Regions from separate parts of the Homo sapiens genome. Here region 2 is linked to region 1. A link is an interaction called in ENCODE POLR2A ChIA-PET data of the cell type or tissue named here. Cell type or tissue: Panc1. All regions are shown on one strand. Each heading gives the region's core, and the rest is flanking DNA. Links, peaks and the distances in the headings are about the cores only. Region 1 overlaps LOC105376626 (a long non-coding RNA gene). Region 2 overlaps PDHX (pyruvate dehydrogenase complex component X).

The links. Peaks named below come from ENCODE experiments on the same cell type or tissue, not always from the same donor. Only the 100,000 strongest peaks of a DNase experiment are listed, where the experiment ranks them.
Region 2: POLR2A ChIA-PET joins it to region 1 with 26 read pairs; 1 of 35 experiments calls an interaction of 5 or more read pairs at or near these places.

What each region holds. Positions count from the first base shown.
Region 1 is chr11:35,011,607-35,014,422 of GRCh38, reverse strand. It overlaps LOC105376626 (a long non-coding RNA gene), which reads left to right. Exons shown (of 4, transcript XR_001748180.2): 4 at 1-2,816. Among named protein-coding and RNA genes, the nearest start is that of MIR1343, 71 kb to the right of the region's middle. RefSeq lists an enhancer at 482-531. In Panc1, for the core only: no CTCF peak of the experiment used is centred there; no DNase peak of the experiment used is centred there; H3K27ac peaks cover 2,500 bases.
Region 2 is chr11:34,953,839-34,956,654 of GRCh38, reverse strand. All of the region lies in intron 3 of PDHX (pyruvate dehydrogenase complex component X), which reads right to left. Among named protein-coding and RNA genes, the nearest start is that of MIR1343, 13 kb to the right of the region's middle. In Panc1, for the core only: no CTCF peak of the experiment used is centred there; no DNase peak of the experiment used is centred there; H3K27ac peaks cover 1,776 bases.

The sequences.
Region 1 (2,816 bases), core at 233-2,732:
CTCAATTTTGTGAAAAAACAAAAAAAACAAATATGATGCACACACTCTATCCTTTTGTGAACAAAATGCCACCAAACATTTGAAACTGGCCTAAGCATACATTGACATGTTTGACATGAAGCCCAGCCTTATTGATCAGCCTTTCCAATACCCCCCGCCCCCCATTCTTTATTCCCAATAGATACATCTTCTCACAGGTAATTGGGCAGAAAAATGCTTATTGACTGATCTTGAAAACTTCAATGCATCTAAAGCTGGAGAACATTCAAAAACCATGCTTCTCTTTATTTATTTCAGTTTCCATGGCAAGAGGAAAATAAAAGGCAACTGTTTTGAAAGCAACAACAGTAAACGAAGCAACATCTCTGGCAAGCAGGCAAACCTTAAAGAGTAAAAGTTATAAATCCCCATGTAGACAATACCTTGTAGGTATACCTTCCCCCAACCACGGGGATGACTCTTAATGGTGCTGACTAGGTATAGACACCAACTTGGGACCAGTAAGTTATTCTTAGAAGGTGCTAACTTTTGTATTTTCTTTTAGGTTCTTGCTGCTATGTTTCTCTTTCAATTGACTTCCAGAAATCAGACAGTGAAATCAATGGGGCTTTCCAGGCCACTGAATTCAAAGTAATCAGGGCAGGGTCAGAATGCTGATTGACTGTTTTCAACACACAGGGACCTGGAATTTGGGTTCTAGCTCTATCCCTCAGCACAGAGTCAGCAGACACAATGCCCTAGATGGTTGGATTTTCTAGTGTCTGTGACAGGCATCTTCAAAGCTGATTCCTCTCCCTCTGAGAAATCAAGGCCACCACCTTTAACTACTGACACAGTAGTGTACTTCCCGTACTGCAACCTCAGTCCCTTTTGTCACTTTTGCTTTGCATTCAAGTGCCTTGGCCAGTGTTAACTGCAGCACTTTGATTTCTCTTTCTATAAAGACTATCAAGTACCAAGTCATTTGTTTCTGCAACCATGTAACCCAAGGACATATTCTCCTGGATGAAATTCCAAGACCCCCCCCGCCACCAGAAGTCAGTGGAGAATAGGCACAGAAAAGATGATGAAGGTCATAGTTTCTAATAATTTGTTTTCTTTTTAAAAAAAATTTTTAATTTTTATTTTTTTGAGACAGAATCTCACTCCGTCACCCAGGCTGGGGTATGGTGGCATGATCTCGGCTCACAGCAACCTCTGCCTTCCAGGTTTAAGTGATTCTCCTGCCTCAGCCTCCTGAGTAGCTGGGATTACAGCCGCATGCCACCACGCCCAGCTAATCGTTTGTATTTTTAGTAGACACGGGGTTTCACCATGTTGGCCAGACTGGTCTCGAACTCCTGACCTCAAGCGATCTACCTGCCTTGGCCTTCCAGAGTGCTGGGATTACAGGCATGAGCCACCAAGCCCAACCAGTTTTCTTTCCTTTTTTTTTTTTTTTTTTTTTTTTTTTTCCTTTTTAAGGGAGGGGATTCCCTCAGTGGGTTTACTTAGAGTGAAACGGTATCTTGGCTTTGGACTTGCCCCTGCCTTCATTCATGTGGGTACTTTTTATTTAACTTTTCATTGTAGGTAGGCTCCCCTCTACCTAAAAAACCAAAGGGAAAAACCCCAATTCTTTAATTTACTCACATCCTGTTACGCTTTCACAAGCTGTTCATTTTCATACCAAGCCTCATCTTCTGCTGCCAACATCCTAGTTTGAAGGAAAGGGGGAGACAGGTCAACTGGTAGTGGTCCTGTCCTCAAAGGGAGAGAACTCCTGGGTACCTCTTTCCAGCAGCCCTAGGCTATTTCAAAATGTCAGCAGGTCTAATCCTAGAAGAAAACACCATTTACTTCTCAACCTGCTGGGGCATGGTGAGGTCTAAACAATACATTAACCAACAAAATCTGCCAGTTCCTGAGAACTGCCAGAGAACTGCCTGAGAACTCAGAGATAAACAGTAAGAGGTATGGTCAACCTTCAGGGGAATGAAGAGACTATCTCAATGCAGCAAAAATAAAGGAATTAATGTGCTCTGCAGCTTTAGAAAGGAACTCTCCTTCCTGGGGGTGCCTCCGTGTCCCTGGCTCTAGGAGACTACCTAACCAGCAAGGTTGATAGCATGACCCTGGCTCCACTGAAAACTTGGGCCTATAGACTGTCTTATTCTAAAGGGTGCTTTTTAATTCTAATTTTTTTTTAATTTTTATTTATTTTTTTTTGAGACAAGTTCTCACTCTGTTGCCCAGGATGGAGTGCAGTGATGCCATTTAGGCTCACTGCACTTTTGACCTCTCAGGTTCAAACAACTCTCTCACCTCAGCCTCCTGAGTAGTGGGGACTACAGGCATTCACCACCATGCCCGGCTAATCTTTTTTTTTTTTTTTTTTTTTTTGTAGAGACAGGTTTTTGCCATGTTGCCCAAGCTGATCTTGAACTCCTGGGCTCAAGCGATCCACTTGCCTCAGCTGGGACTATAGGTGTGAGCCACCGTGCCCACTCGAACCACTGGTCTTTTAATGTTTTCAGCTCCAGCTGGCAAACCCATTACCTGCTCTTCCTAGGCAGCATCCCTTGGTCACTATCCAGCCATCTGTTACTGCCAAAGCAAAAGTCCATGGCCCTCGAAGTGTGGGAACTCTGGCCATCGGCTACTTATCATTTTGCCCTCTGAAATCCTTATATTTCTTTCTGAATTCACACACTCAGAATTGGCAGTATATTCTTAAGCTATGAAGTCCTCCACTATATGCCCATCCCAAAAACCTAAGCGAGTAAGATTATTTAATCTAGGAAATGGTTATTTACTCTATAGAAATCTGATCTTCT
Region 2 (2,816 bases), core at 178-2,677, 58 kb after region 1:
GTTTTTAAAAGTTAAGTATATTTTAAGCATTTCAGCAGCATTAATTTATAAAGAAAGGGCTAATTCTAATTTACTTACTAAAAAGAAGTCCCTAGAAAACCTTCAAATAACAATATTTTATAAGTTCACTCCTGGAAGAAAATGTCATTCCCTTAAAATCTTCTATTATTCCCTTTCAATTACTCTAAATAAGGTTCATTAGCTGTATTTAATGAACAATAGAATGATAGGCTGCAGGACGTCCACTAATACAGTAATGGTAAGGAAAAGCATAACTTCTAGAATGAGTTTGACATATCAGAGTAACACTAATTTCAATGCTTACTGGTATGTTCACTATCGTTAATAAGGCATAAGTTATAAGGGGTTAGGAAGCTAAGTTTACTAATTACTGATGAAGAAGAAAAGCAGCAATGCTTTCATGAAGCAAAATACATATATATATATATGAAATTAGTATAGAAAGCTGAATAGGAATGTTTAATGAATTACAAGCTATGGAAGAATACTAAGAAAGCCAAGAAAAATCTAGTTGCTTAGTTGTTTGCCACATACTAAAAAATTTTGCTTCTGCAGAGTTCCTTTTTCTTTACTATGTCAAAAAGATGAGTTAAGATTATTATTAGACCAATATTTTTCTTCTAAAAGTGTTTAATTACCTGCTTGTGAATTGCTAACTCAAAAATCAAAGTAAAATGACTAATTTTCTTTAAAAATGTATACAAAAAAGCACTGTTAAGTGACATGAAGTCCACTTGATGTTAATTCCTTTCAAAACTGAATCAGAAATAGGATCAATATCCAAGTACAAAGAACATCATTCAAATGTAAAGCATTAAAAAAAGTTTTGCTTTAAAAATATCAATAGATTTCTAAAATCTGAGTCAGACAACTGTACTACATCTGAAAGTGGTACCTCACCTTCTGTTTCATTTACTGTAAATCATATAAATGATTCCATATATACTCTACCAACGTAACATTGACACCTTCACAAGTAGGCAATAAACAGCATTTATCATCATTTCAATTTTTACCATTATCTAAATATCAAATAAAATTTATTTTTAACTATTCACATTTTTTTCTATTTAAAAAAGTGACACCATGAAGCATGAAACCCAAATACAATGGACAAGGACAAGTGATATACAACCATACAACTTGAATATATAACAGAAGATAAAATACAGTTGATTATAATTCCATTTAAAGTCATTAAAATCTCTATATGAATTTAAGATAATTTCTTCAACCTTTTCTATTCCTTTGGTGCAGAGATCTTTCAGAGGTGTGCTAATTTCCTGTAAGCATTTGCTTACACTGTAGTAGGCAAATACTCAAAACTGGTGTAGACTTAGTATAAATACGTAAATAATACTCTTTGCAAAACTGTTTAAAAACCAAGCAGGCCTCTGTTACTGTTCCCTTTCCTCTCTGAGCTACCTCCATGGTAGCTCATGGTACCTCCATGGATACACTCTGCCCTACCAAAGCATCTGGAGCTAAGGACACCTCAAATGCCAGAGTTTTCTTATGCACTCAGCTTACTTGACCAAAGCCCTCTCTTACTCTTCTGCCAATGATTTCTTAATATTAAATGCAGGGTTTTTACACATAGCTCTATCAACTTAGAGCTCATCGATACTGAAATATTGAATGTTGAGTCTATCATTTCAAATATTAGCCTTCCCTCCCAGTTGTGTACAGACTTCCTGAGTTTCAACGCTGGCTCCACCACTTACTAGTTATGTGACCTTAGTAAAGTTTCCTTATCTCACCATGCTTGTTTTCTGAGCTGTAAGATGCAAATAACAGTAGCTACTTCACATTGTTGTTATGAGGAATAAATGAGTTATATGTAAGGCCCTTAGAATAGTGTCTGATAGCTAGTAACTTGTTTTCATTTTCATTGTTAAAGGCATTATTATTGCTGTTGTTATTGCTGTGGTGTTTTCCTTCAAATTATGGATTTTTTAAAACAATACATTCAACATGGATCAAGATTAGACTACAGGGGACTGACCCCTTGGTATGGGTTAGAAATTCATGCTTAAAGGCTTAGCATGTGGCTGGCAGCACTAAAGGGCAAACATCAACATATACGATAATGGGTAGTAAGGTCTGTGACAAACTATTTCTTCATAATTCTCAGACAGAGGCTGAATTCTATCCCTCAAGCCCAGGTCACTAGTGTGAGGCTTCTGTACCAGAGACATTCTCACATCTTAACCAATCAATCACCTGCAAATGTGCTACAAACAGCTCACCTAATCTCATCTGTGTACACAGGGATATGAGATGCAAAACATTTACAGCAGTATGTCCAACAGAGAAATTGAGAGGGCTCATTCCATTAAAGGCACAAGTAAATATTGTCTGTTTTAATTCTGATATTAAAATCAATATATTAAGTAATTATTTAAGTACTTTTATTCTTTAAAATAGAGCAGTTTGAAAGCTACCTAGTGACTACTGACAGAGCATGTGCAGCAGTGAGTGGAGATGACCTGAGTCACGTGACTGACTTATCTGGTTCATCACTATGATTTTCCATCATGGTGTGAATCATTATACAATTTTGAACTGTTTTGATTCTTCAATGTATACTGTTTATCTTATATGAACAATGAACTTTGGTTTATAAGGAAGTACATAAGAAATACTGAAAATGAGAACAAACCAATGATAAGCTAAAATACAGAGGGGAAGAAGAAACATTCATTAAGCCCTTGAATAACAGTTGTCTGGCTTTCAAGTGCCAAGCACTGTTCCAGCACAGCATTAACTCATTTAATCCTAACAACCTTCTGAGG